Regions from separate parts of the Homo sapiens genome. Here region 2 is linked to region 1. The links are chromatin contacts, found by Hi-C or POLR2A ChIA-PET in ENCODE. All regions are on one chromosome and are shown on one strand. Each heading gives the region's core, a stretch centred on a gene start or an enhancer-like site at or near the end of the contact. The rest is flanking DNA. Distances are from core to core; before and after follow the strand shown.

What was found. Hi-C counts contacts between places; a loop is a spot of excess contacts on that map. ChIA-PET counts read pairs that join two places held with the same protein, here RNA polymerase II (POLR2A). Pooled maps may share reads with other maps.
Region 2: a loop to region 1 is called in a pooled map, with 2.6 times the contacts of the local background. The contact joins two enhancer-like sites. A Hi-C loop is called at or near these places in 14 of 37 single-sample maps with no recorded cell type and 11 of 50 pooled maps. POLR2A ChIA-PET finds 5 or more read pairs at or near these places in 13 of 52 experiments (A673, BJ, GM10248 and 9 more).

The regions. Positions count from the first base shown.
Region 1 is chr14:77,576,896-77,583,576 of GRCh38, reverse strand. SPTLC2 (serine palmitoyltransferase long chain base subunit 2) reads left to right here. Exons shown (of 12, transcript NM_004863.4): 3 at 4,468-4,622; 4 at 6,662-6,681. Among named protein-coding and RNA genes, the nearest start is that of SPTLC2, 36 kb to the left of the region's middle. Within about 2 kb of position 2,441, at least 8 of the 41 ENCODE cell types and tissues checked have a DNase peak (open chromatin) inside an H3K27ac peak, as active enhancers do; they include A673, where a contact is called at or near this core.
Region 2 is chr14:77,539,350-77,546,150 of GRCh38, reverse strand. The region is part of intron 9 of SPTLC2 (serine palmitoyltransferase long chain base subunit 2); the gene reads left to right. Among named protein-coding and RNA genes, the nearest start is that of ISM2, 44 kb to the right of the region's middle. RefSeq lists an enhancer at 3,096-3,597. Within about 2 kb of position 3,681, at least 7 of the 41 ENCODE cell types and tissues checked have a DNase peak (open chromatin) inside an H3K27ac peak, as active enhancers do; they include A673, where a contact is called at or near this core.

The DNA of each region.
Region 1 (6,681 bases), core at 1,192-3,691:
GTGGTGGAGATGGGGGAATGAGGGTCGGAATAGTGGGGCTATCACTCTTTGCGGAGAGAACTGTCTTGTTCTTTAACGTATCCTGAAAGTCTGGCATACAACCCAGTATGTATCGAGTACTCACTAAGATATATTTGAATGAATGAATGAAAAGATTACCCCCCTAGTTTAACTGTGGTCTTAGAGTGTTTAAAGTTAACCTGATATTTTTGGAAATACACTCCCATTGCCTAGAACTGGAACTGCAAGTAGTGACCCCTCCCCTCCTTTTTTTCATGGCTAAGCTGCAGGGAGTTTGGTTTGCTGCCCTTCTCATCTTTTTTAAAATTATTATTTTTATTTATTTATTTATTTATTTATTTATTTATTTATTTATTGAGACAGCTTTTCACTCTATTGCCCAGGCTAAAGTGCAGTGGTCCGATCTTGGCTCACTACAGCCCCAACCTTCTGAGCTCAAGTGATCTGTCCACCTCAGCCTCCCACGTTGCTGGGACTGCAGGCACATGCCACCACACCTGGCTAATTTTTGTATTTTTTGTAGTGACAGAGTTTCACTACATTGCCCAGGCTGGTCTCAAACTCCTGGGCTCAAGCGATCCACCCGCCTTGAGCCCAAAGTGCTGGGATTACGGCGTGAGCCACTGCGCCCAGCCATGCCTATCAAATCTTTCTGCTGAACCTACTGACTGAGATCAGAGCTACTACCCTGGAGCTTAGCTAAGGAGTAAAGGGGAGCTGAGATTTCGGCCGTAAGTCCCTCTCTCCTACCATTCTATGCCACCCGCTTTTGGTCCCTAACATCCCTGGTTGTGACAGCTTCTCCTCCTTTACCCTGTGCTACTGTGACTTAATCACTTGTTAAGGAGAGATGGAAATGCCTGACCATGGCAGGCACAATTCTTTGTTCAGGAAATTGGAACCCATTGCTTCCTTCCTAATCCCAGACAGCTGTGCCTCTGGTTTTCTTTGTTTAGCCCAAGGCTGAGGGGTGAAGCTCTACTTCATTCTGGCCTGCAGTCTTTTTTCTATCTTGGGGTTTGATAATCCCTCTGGTATTTGGAGCAGACTCTAAGGTTTTTCTGTTTTATATAGTAAAACAAAAAATATTGCTTTTGTTGCTAATAAAAATTTGTCTGTAAGGAAATATTTCTCTTAATATTGGAGTTAATACTTTGAACATTAATGTGCAGTGTTTAGAAAGATTATAAAGAAATGAGATTGGCCGGGCGCCATAGCTCATGCCTGTAATCTCAGCACTTTGGGAGGCTGAGGCAGGCAGATCCTTTGAGGTCAGGAGTTCAAGACCAGCCTGACCAACATGGTGAAACACTGTCTCTGCTAAAAAATACAAAAATTAGCCAGGTGTGGTGGCGGGCACTTGTAATCTCAGCTACTTGGGAGGCTGAGACAGGAGAATCACTTGAACCTAGGAGGCGGAGGTTGCAGTGAGCCGAGATCACACCATTGCACTCCAGCCTGGGTGACAGAGTGAGACTCTGTCTCAAAAAAAAATTTTTTTTTTTAATTAAAAAAAAGAAATGAGATAATCAGTACTGTCATTTCCTTCATTAGAAGCGTTAGTACTGTTACCCTTTTTTACATGAATGAAAAGGATTGAAGACTACTTTTTGTTTTTTCCTTTGGGAAATAAATGCATGGATAATAACAGCCAAATAAAAAGTTTTAATTAGAATTGGATATCTCTATTCCTATTTTCATTCAACCAGTATACTTGTTGGAAGGCTATCAAAATGGACATGCCATTTAAATGAAAAATTTCCAATTGTGATAGACATGTTATTTATGAATATTTTCTGTCCTGAGGAAAATTAACTATTAGAACCAGTTGTAAAAGAGATGGTGGCTGGGCATGGTGGCTCACACCTTTAATCCCAGCACTTTGGGAGGCCGAGGTGGGTGGATCGCCTGAGGTCAGGAGTTTGAGAGCAACCTGGCCAACATAGTGAAACCCCGTCTTTAATAAAAATACAAAAAATTAGCTGGGCATGGTGGCAGAGTCCTGTAATCCCAGCTACTTGGGAGGCTGAGGCAGGAGAGTCGCTTGAACCTGGGAGGCAGAGGTTGCAGTGAGGCGAGATCACACCATTACACTCCAGCCTGGGCAACAAGAGTGAAACTCTGCCTCAAAAAAAAAAAAAAAAAAAAAAGAGAGATGGTATCAGGTACTGCAAATTCTTAGAGTAGCTTCTGACTTTGCTCAGCCTTATTTATAAGATTTATCTACTGGGAGGCTCATTCAATAGGCACTTGAGAGTCCGGTGTCATAGAAAGTTGTTAATTTTAGAGTTGTATGCAGCCTTCTTTAGCAATGAAAATCTTTTACAGAATAAGGCTTAAGCTTTTTCAATGTTTTTGACTGATTTAGTTAACAGCTTAATTTATATTGGCACCAAGCCCAGATCTAATGGTTATAAACTCAGTAGTTGGCTGATACAGTAAAAACTGTAGTTTCGTTTTCTTGTTGTTTGGTTTACCCTTTACATTCAAGAGTTTAAGTAGATCTCATATGGTCTGGTCACATGTGTTCTGAGTAGTGGTCATACCACACCAGGCATAGCATTTCTGCTCCGCTGTGACTTGATTTTTTACAGACTTAAGTTTTAGTACAACTTAATCTCTCAGAGGAAGGGTTAAGTTCCTGAGCATAGGAATTCATTTTGGGAATGTATTTTCTTTTCTTTCTTTTTAAAAATTTATTTGTAGAGACAGAGTCCCACTATGTTGCCCAGGCTGGTCTTGAACTCCTGGGCTCAAGTGATCTTCCCGCCTTAGCCTCCCAAGTGTTGGGACTACAGGCATGAACCACTGTGTCCTGCCTTCTTTTCTTTTTGAGACAGGTTCTCGCTCTGTTGCACAGACTGGAGTGCAGTGGTGTAGTCATAGCTTACTGTCACTTCAGATTCCTGGCCACAAGCGATCCTTCCACCTTAGCTTCCCGAAGTGTTGGGGTTACAGGCATGAACCATTGTACCTGGCCTCTTTTTTTTTTTTTTTTTTTCTTTTTTAAAAAATTCCTTTCTAAAGGGAAAAGAACCTAAGGTGGGTGGCTTCCTATAACCATTTTTTTTTTTTTTTGATATGGAGTCTCATTCTGTTGCCCAGGCTGGAGTGCAGTGACCACGGCCCACTGCAACCTCTGCCTCCCAGGTTCAAGCGATTCTGCTGCCTCAAGCCTCCCGAGTAGCTGGAATTACAGGCACCCGCCACCATGCCCAGCTAATTTTTGTATTTTTAGTGGCGATGGGTTTCGCCATGTTGGCCAGGCTGGTCTTGAACTCCTGAGACTTCAAGTGATCTTCCCACCCACCCACCTCGGCCTCCCAAAGTGCTGGGATTACAGGTGTGAGCTACCACACCCGGCCCCTATATCCTATTTTATAGTGTTTCTTGTTTATTATTTTCTCTTTGGATTTGTTTCATTTTGATCCTTGAAAATATGCAAAGGATGGAATCTTAATTTTGGAATTGTTTTTCTTGGTTGAAATTGGAATTATGTGGTTTTTATGGCATTTCCCCTAATCTATTAATGTGGGAGGAGGCTTGTGGGGAGGGAAGAGCCGTCTTTTTGAGATTATTAGGGAGGGAAACCATTTAATGACAGAATTGTATGACTACATTTTATTTTTATGAGGACTACTTTGTTAATTTACATTCTTGTGCTCTACATTCATGAAGTCAGTTATTTGAAACCATGTAATATATGTCAACTATTAAAGTTAAGTGACTTTTATCTGATAAGAGTTGTGTTAAAATAATCATAGAGAATTGATGCCTTTCCAGATGTTTTCCTGATACATCAGGGTTTTTTTTGTTGTTGTTTTTGCTGTTATCCAGCTTGGAGTACAGTGGTGCCATCATAGCTCACTGCAGCCCCAATCTACTGGGCACAAGGGATCTCCCTGCCTCAGCCTCCCGAGTAGCTGGGACTACAGGTGCACTGCACCTGGCTAATTTTTAAAATGTTTTTGTTGAGACAGAGTCTCGCTATGTTGCCCAGGCTTGTCCCGAACTCCTGAGCTCAAGCAGTCCTCCTGCATTGGCTTTCTAAAGTCCTGGGATTACAGACGTGAGCCACCAAGCCTGTCCTGATTTAGCAGTTAATTAAATATAAGTGGCCTCTCATTCTCAGGTGCTCTTACAGTATGAAAATGGAAGTTGTAAAGTTTGTTTTTAAAGTAACTCAGTGGAATGATAGACAGTGGAGACTTGGAAGGGTGAGGGAGTGAGGGTGGATGATGAGAAATTACTTAATGGGTACCATGTGTGTTATTTGAATGACTGATACCGTAAAATCCCTGACTTGTCCATTACACAATCTTGCACGTAATGAAATTGCCCTTATACCCCATAAATTTACATAAATAAAAGATCATGTCATCTGTTAAAAAATTTTTTAATAAAGTAACTCAGTTAAATTTATGGTATGTCACCATTTCTTGGCAGGACTTTGTGTCATTGTATCAAGATTTTGAAAACTTTTATACAAGGAATCTGTACATGAGGATAAGAGACAACTGGAATCGGCCAATCTGTAGTGTGCCTGGAGCCAGGGTGGACATCATGGAGAGACAGTCTCATGATTATAACTGGTCCTTCAAGTGAGTCTTGGTTGGGAAATTATTTGACAACAATTACAAAAGGGTTTCTTCATTTGAGAAAATATGTTATTATAAATTGAGTATTCTCTCAAAATAGGAGTAGCAGCTGAGGATACAATATGATTGGTTTCCTTACATATTCTTCATTGTTGAGCTTTTTAAGATATATCTTTCTATTACATTTGATACTGTGTTGGATTATAGTTCAGAAGAAAATTTGGCTTATTTATTTTTTGAGATGGAGTTTCGCTCTGTCACCCAGGCTGGAGTGCAGTGGCGTGATCTCAGCTCACTGCAACCTCCGCCTCCCAGGTTCAAGCAATTCTCATGCCTCAGCCTCCCGAGTAGCTGGGACTACAGGCATGCACCGCCACACCCAGCTAATTTTTGTATTTGTTTTAGTAGAGATGGGGTTTCACCATGTTGGCCAGGCTGGTCTCGAATGCCTGACCTCAAGTGATCTGTCCCCCTCAGCCTCCCAAAGTGCTGGGATTACAGGCATGAGTCACCGCGCCCAGCCTGGCTTCTTTATTTTTAAAAATAACTCCTATTGATAAGAAACAGTATACAAAAGTTTAGTCTGTTTTATTTTTGGTCTTGACTTTAAAAAAAAAAAAAAAGAAAAGCTATCCTTTCCATTATGCCACTTATCAGAATCAAGTATCCAAATTTATTTCTGGATATTTTGATTTCTCAAATGATTTAAGGATGATATGTAGAGTGTTTTTACTTACATGGATTGAATAGTTTGGAAAACTTTTTGTATTTTTAACATTGTATTTGTTTGTTTGTTTACTTATTCATTTATTTGAGTCAGAGTCTCGCTTTGTTGCCCAGGCTGGAGTGCAGTGTCACAATCTTAGCCCACTGCAACCTCCACCTCCCAAGTTCAAGTGATTCTCCCACCTTAGCCTCTCTGGTAGCTGGGACTACAGAGATGCACCACCATGCTCAGCTACTTTTTGTATTTTTAGTAGAGATGAGGTTTCACCATGTTGGCCAGGCTGGTCTCGAACTCCTGGCCTCAAGTGATCTGCCCACCTTGGCCTCCCAAAGTGTCAGAGTCTTGCTCTGTCACCCAGGCTGGAGTGCAGTGGCACCATCTTGGCTTACTGCAAGCTCTGCCTCCTGGGTTCACGCCATTCTCCTGCCTCAGCCTCCCGAGTAGCTGGGACTACAGGCTCCTGCCACCACACCCGGCTAATTTTTTGTGTTTTTTAGTAGAGACAGGGTTTCACTGTGTTAGTCAGGATGGTCTCAATCTCCTGACCTTGTGATCCACCCACCGCGGCCTCCCAAAGTGCTGGGATTACAGGCGTGAGCCACCGTGCCCGGCCTACAGCTTGCCTTCTTAGCTTGGTCAAATATCAGTGACACCCCTTCTCATGTGTATATTCACAGCAAGTTTATTATTTGTAGTGACTACATTGTATTTTACAGTATACATGTGCCATGGTGTGACATGTTGGGCTGTGTTAATAATCTCAAAATCTCAGGGAATTAAAACAGTAACAGTTTATCCTTATCGATACTTCATGTTCATCCTAGGTTGGTGGGGCCCTTGAACCATTTTGTCCTTAGTTAGGGGCCCAGGCTGCCTCAGCTTCCATTGTATGAAATGTCACTGGTCTCTGTATCTGAAGAACAGATGTGGCAAATTGTGCAGTGGCTCTCAAAGGATCCTCATGTGTATATATTCTCATGTGCGGGAGTTACTGAGTATGTATATCTTTTAATGGATAAGTACTGCCAAACTGCCCTCCAAAAAACAAACCTGATATTCTTATGTACAGTGTCCTGTAAGATAAGGTGATTGTCCTGGCCAACACTGGATATCATTAGTTTTAAAATCTTTATCACTATTAATAAATGAAAATTGATTATTTTAACTTCTATTTCCATAATTGGTAGTGTGTTTGAGATTTTTTTAATATAGACTTTGTTCTCTCTGCTTCCTTTTGTGTCACCAGTTCATTTAATATTACATGTAAGTACTTTTTTGCTCATGAGTTTCATTGTTTTATGCTATTGATGCACAGGTATACAGGGAATATAATAA
Region 2 (6,801 bases), core at 2,432-4,931, 39 kb after region 1:
GCTTCTACTTCTGAGGTTGCATGATGATAGTTAGCATTTTATTAAAACAGACTATTTTATAATCTGTTTCTAATTTTCTGCTAATTTTCCAAAGTTTAATTGTGAGTAATCAGCCCAACAAATGAAAGCTCTTTTGGGCATTTGCCTCCCTGTTTTCTCTCCATGGATCAGTAGCCCTTTCCCCACCTTTCTGCTTCAGAAATGGATTCTGAATACTCAAGAGCTTTTGCAACATGGTGTGTCTATTTTTTATTCCACTGCTATCTTTTTCTTCCAAATCCAAATGCTATTAAAAGTTTCTTGCAACAAGAACATTCTCTCCTTTTGTGCCTCGTTTCAGAGTTAGTTTGAAGCTAGCAATTAGGATGCCCAGTGTCTATTGTTTGTTGAAGAATAATTCTAACTTTCTAAACCTTCACATAATTGGAATTGCTTTTCTCCCCCCAGAATTATGTCTGAGGGCTTTATTTTTCATCAAATAGACTTGATCCTAGCTGTTCCCCAACTTTATAGCAGATACTTAATATGTATAAACCAGTGACCTGATAGATGGAATCTGCTCAAAGTAAGAACCTGATACCCGGCCGGGCACGATGGCTCACGCCTGTAATCCCAGCACTTTGGGAAGCTGAGGCGGGTGGATCACCTGAGGTCAGGAGTTTGAGACCAGCCTGACCAACATGGCGAAACCCTGTCTCTACTGAAATACAAAAAAATTTAGCCAGGCATGGTGGCGCATGCCTGCAATCCCAGCTACTTGGGAGGCTGATGGAGGAGAATGGCTTGAACCTGGGAGGTGGAGATTGCAGGGAGCCGAGATCACGCCATTGCACTGCAGCCTGGGAGACAAGAGTGAAACTCCCATCTCAAAAAAAAAAAAAGTGCCCGATACCCTACTAAGAGCTTGCCGGATTTGAAAGCTTTCCAAAAAGGAATTGATTTTTTTTTAATTGTCACCTATAGTTTTTCTAATTATCTAAATATTTTATTTGTATCTACCTCCCTGCTATCTACTTTGGCAGTAGAGTGAGGTGTTAAAGAAAAAATTATTCCTGTCACTTGTGAAACATGATAAGACAGACTTCCTTCAAGGGGGCCATGGTAATAAGCATAGGGATGACTGCAATGGGGTCTTCCAGTGGGGGAGAGAGGGTGGGCTGCAGTCTGACTCCAATAAGGACAGATGAGGATTTACAGCCAAGGAACAGGGTGGGAGTGAGTAGATAGAAAAATACTAAGAGGAAACATCAGGGGTAAGGGGGATGCTTGCCTTCAGCATTCTTGTTGAAGGTAGGCCAGGGTGATAAGATACCAGGGGTAGTCATGTAGGGGATTTTCTCTAATCTGACTTAGCAGGATTATTGCTCAAACTGGATTCTGCAAGAATGGAGAAGGAGGCGCAACGTCAGGACTTTATCAGAAAGGACTCCAAGAGGAGCCTGACTCAAGTTTGGTCAAAGGAGAGAGTCTTTGTCAGGTTCAGAATGACCTCATTAACATGAACTCTTTAAGCCCCTGTTCTCAGACTTTGTCCATGGACCACCTGCATCAGAGGTACTTTTAGTACAGTGGTTCATACCTTGCTTACACACAGGAAAGCTTAAAAAAATAGTGCCAGTGTTAGAGACCTTCTGTAGACCCATTGAGTATCTCAAGGCGAGGCCTCCCTGCCATGGCATGGTGTTATTTAAAAGCACCCCAGATGCTTCTCATGTAAGGCCCCATTTCAGAACCACTGCTGCTTGTTAAAAATGAAGATTCTAGTTTGTTCCACCCACCCTACTGAGTCTTGGTGGATGAGGCCCTAGAATATGCATTGAAAAGAAAACCTTAGGCTGGATATGGTAATCCTGACATTTTGGGATGTAATCGTAACATTTTGGGAGGCTGAAGCTGGAGGATCACTTGAGGTCAGGAGTTTGAGACCAGTCTGGGTGACATAGTGTGAGCCTCTGTCTCTACAAAAAATTCTAAAAATTAGCCAAGTGTGGTGGTACACGTCTGTAATCCTAGCTACTTGGGAGGCCAAGGCGGAGGATTGCACAAACCCAGCTATGATCACACCACTGCATTCCAGCTTGGATGAGAGAGGGAAACCCTATCTCTAGAAAATAAAAAAGAGGATTGTCTTTTTGACAATCCTCTTTTTTTCCTTTTAACTTTTTTACCTCAGTACCAAAGCAGCTCTACTGATTGATGGTAATTGAAAAAGGAAAAGAAACTGGAAGTCAAGATACAAATGAGGGAGATGTTTGGCTTGTAAGACAGGCATTTGCTGGCAGAGCTAAGTTGCCATTTTTGGTTGTTTCTGGAACTCTAAATGCCTGGGATGCTGACACTCCCTTCTGAACAGCTGATGATTCTGGCTGATTGAATCAGTGGCATAGGTGGAGAAGTTAGAAACCAGTTAGGTGCAGCAGGAAAACAGAACTAAGCATTCAGAGATCTGTGGTCATGGTTCCTAAGGCTAGTTGGAATTAATTATTTTTGTTTTACTTTTTTTGGGGGGGGCTGCTTGTATTTTTATAACCTATTAATCCTCAAATTACTTAGTACATAACCTACAAATGGCCTTGCCCACTATAAAGTTGTTAAAATGTTTAGTATTAACCGTTTTGTAAAACTCTGATTGTCTTATTGTATTGCCTTCTACCTCTAAAACTGTTAACTTAAATCCAAGCCAAGCCTTTACCAGAGATTACCTTTATTTGCTAGCTGTCTTCATCTGTGGGTAGATACATTACTACAGTGTTTACGTTCCTTATCTCTTTGTCTCAGAGTAGCCTGTGATATGTTCCAGCCCCAACAGAGGACAGTAGAATGGTCCATTAAGACTTTCTGAGGCCAAGGTGGGCGGATCACTCGAGATCAAGAGTTGGAGACCAGCCTGGCCAACATAGTAGTGAAACCGTGTCTCTACTAAAAATACAAAAATTAGCCGGGTGTGGTGGTGCACGCCTGTAGTCCCAGCTACTCAGGCGGCTGAGGCAGGAAAATCACTGGAACCCGGGAGGTGGAGGTTGCAGTGAGCTGAGATCGTGCCACTGCACTCCAGCTCAGGCAACAGAGTGAGACTTGGTCTCAAAAACAAACAAACAAAAGACTTTCTGTCCTGCCTGTGGGTTGGCACCCGTTAAAACTCAGTTCCTTGATTTTTCACAGGCACTTGGCCTCTTTTCTGCCTTTTGTGGAGGGCCCTCTGTTTCTGGCTGTGCATTAGCAACCATTCTTTTAAACTTCTGATTATATTGAATCAGCAACTTTAAGCTTGCCCCTGCTGCTTGTCATACATCCTGTGGCAGTCCTCAGGAAATCCTAGTTTTTGGCATTGAAATGAATTAAAGGATTAAGCCACAAGAGGGTGGGGGTGATAAACTGTGCTTTTAAGAGGAATTTACTGTGCAGTACTTGGTGTTAGCAAAAGCAGTTCTAGTTCTTACAGGGAGATAGGAAACCAAGGGGCTGCTTTAGAACAGCATCCCTAGGATATGAAGACGCAGATCTGTCTGCTTTGATGTTCTTTAGCTTGACAGTGGCCCCGGCTGAGCACTTTGATATTTGTCGCCAGTCTAGCAAAATAGGGGTTGTGTCTTGGAGATGGTAAACCTAGTTCCCGTTGCTTTGCTTCAGTGTTAGAAAATTACTGAACTCTTGCTTCCTGGAAGTCCCTTATAAATCTCCCTTTTACAAGACTGTTCTCTGGGGCACGAAAATGCCTTTGCTTATAAAGAGCCTGTTGAAGGTCCATTTATTTTCCTTTTCTTAACAGAAAGATTTTCCAGTGCCATTTAGTTAGGACTTACGGGAAACATGTTGTTAAAATCAATCTGTCCTGTTAGCTAATATTTCTTTTATTTTCATTTTGAGCTTTTAGATAAGATTCTTTATCTTTCTGTGAGATAATGTGAAAAAAAACACAAAAGAAATAAATTCAAATACCAGTATACTCTGGTTTTTAAAAATATCTTCACTGACTTTTTTTTTCTTTACATGCTCTACTCTCCCTCTCACCCTACTTCCTTCTTCACTTTTCACTTGGTACTTTCAGATATTCTTTGTGGGTTTTTCTTGGTTTTTTTTTTTTTTTCCGGACACAGAGTCTGTCTCACTCTGTTGCCCAGGCTGGAGTGCAGTGGCACAATCTTGGCTCACTGCAACCTCCGCTTCCCAGGTTCAAACCATTCTCATGCCTCAGCCTCCTGAGTAGCTGGGACTACAGGCGCGTGCCACTATGCCTGGCTACTCTTTGTATTTTTAGTAGAGACGGGGTTTCTCCATGTTGGCCAGGCTGGTGTGGAACTCCTGACCTCAGGTGATCCACCCGCCTTGGCCTCCCAAAGCACTGGGATTACAGTCTTGAGCCACTGCACCTGGCCTAGATATTCTTAGATATATTCATGATGCATCCCATCTAGATGCTTGTGATGAGTATATAATTTACTGATCTGGAAAGTGTGACAAGAGTTTAAAGTGTTATCTGCTGCCTTCTCCCCCCACTTTAGAGCTGTTCAAAGAAAGTGACCATTGATCATTTTAAAAGATGAGCAAAGGAAAGACTGCTTCTTTTTTAAAAAAGAAAATTTGATGACCTACTGTTAGAACACATTTCCACATGGACCCCCCGCTTCTAAATGGGTGTATATCCAGATCATCCAGTCTGTGTGCACAGAGTCCTTGCATTTCTAAGTTCAAAATAGTAATTTAAATGAAAGTAGGCCATCATAAGGCATTGCTAGGAAGAGGTTACTCTTGATAGATGAATGTGCTGCTTTTGGTAAGAATTAGTTTGTTATTTATATTTAAATTTTGTAGGCCGGGCCTGGTGGCTTAAACCTGTAATCCTACCATTTTGGGAGGCCAAGACGGGTGGATCACTTGAGCCCAGGAGTTCAAGACCAGCTTGGGCAACATGGTGAAACCCTGTCTCTACAAAAAAATAAAATAAAATACAAAAATTACCCAGGCATGGTGGCTTATGCCTATAGTCCCAGCTACTTGAGGTGCTGAGACAGGAGGATCACTTGAGCCTGGCAGGCGGAGATTGCAGTGAGCTGAGATCACACCACTCCAGCCTGGGTGACAGAGTGAGTCCCTGACTCAAAATAAATAAATAAATAAATAAATAAATAAATAAAATGTTTTGCAAGCATACCTTCTGAGTACAGTTACACTTTGCCTTATTCTTAGATTTTACATGTTACACATATTTTTGGTTCTGTGAACAGATTATATATGGCATATTTGTAGTTCTAAACTACTTCTGCAACTAAACATGCATTATATCACTCATTTCCCCTCAGTGGAACTGGTATATATGGACTTATGCCATAATTAAATGTTAGCAATGAGAGAGATCTACCTTTAAAATAATAAAATGTGCTGGGTGCGGTGGCTCACGCCTGTAATCCCAGCACTTTGGGAGTCTAAGGTGGGTGATCGCTTGAGGTCAGGAGTTCGAGACCAGCCTGGACAACATAGCGAAACCCCATCTCTACTAAAAATACAAAAATTAGCCAGGTGTGGTGGCGGCCGTCTGTAGTCCCAGCTACTCGGGAGGCTGAGGCAAGAGAATCACTTGAACCCAGGAAGCAGAGGTTGCAGTAAGCCAAGATCACACCACTGCACTCCAGCCTGGGCAACTGAGCAAGACTCCGTCTCAAAAAATTTAAAAAATTAAAAAATAAAAGTAAAAATAAATAAAATGCATTTCAAAATCAAATGGAGACCATTTCTTGATGATCTGGGCTGCTGTGCCTTCCTCTTCCTGCATATGCACAGCTAATTGAGAATGTGGTGTTAAATTTATTAGCAGATAAGAACTCTGTCCATTACATTTTTTTTGTATGTTTCAGGCCTTTTAAGGCATATTATTCCTTTATTGCTGTCTGATCTTCAAAACATATCCAGAGGACCTTCTTATTACTTTTTTTTTTTTTTTTTTTTTTGAGACAAGAGTTTCGCTCTTGTTGCCCATGCTGGCAGGCTGGAGTACAATGGCACAACCTCTGCTTACCGCAACCTCCGCCTCCCAGGTTCGAGCGATTCTCCTGCCTCAGCTTCCCGAGTAGCTGGGATTATAGGCATGTGTCACCACACCTGGCTCATTTTGTATTTTTAGTAGAGACAGGGTTTCTTCATGTTGGTCAGGCTGGTCTAGAACTCCCGACCCCAGGTGATCTGCCTGCCTCGGCCTCCCAAAGTGCTGGGATTATAGGCATGAGCCACCTTGCCTGGCTTAATTGTGTTTTTTTATTAGTTCAAGCCACAATAAGAAGTTTATTCAGTCAGCAATCTGTTTTTGACTACTTAACCACGTGCCAGCTACAAAAAAATAACATATAGCTTCAAAAGCCTCTTAAGCGGCTGGGCACAGTGGCTCACGCCTGTAATGCCAGCACTTTGGAAGGCCAAGACTGGCAGATCACTTGAGGTTAGGAGTTTGAGACCAGCCTGGCCAACATGACAAAACCCCATCTCTATTAAAAATATAAAAATTAGCCAGACTTGGTGGCAGGCACCTGTAATCCCAGCTACTTGAGAGGCTGTGGCAGGAGGATCACTTGAGCCCAGGAGCCAGAGGTTGCAATGAACCGAGATCACACCACTGTACTCCAGGCTGGGCGACACAACGAGACCCCATCTCCAAAAAAAAAAAAAAAAAAAAAAAGCCTCTTAAGATAAAATTTTCATTTTTTTGAATTCTCAGAATAAACAACAGTTTCTTAGTGTTAGATTACAATTATTTCTTAATACCACTTAGATCCTTCTTTTTTTAATTAATTTTTTCTCTTTTTGGTGTCT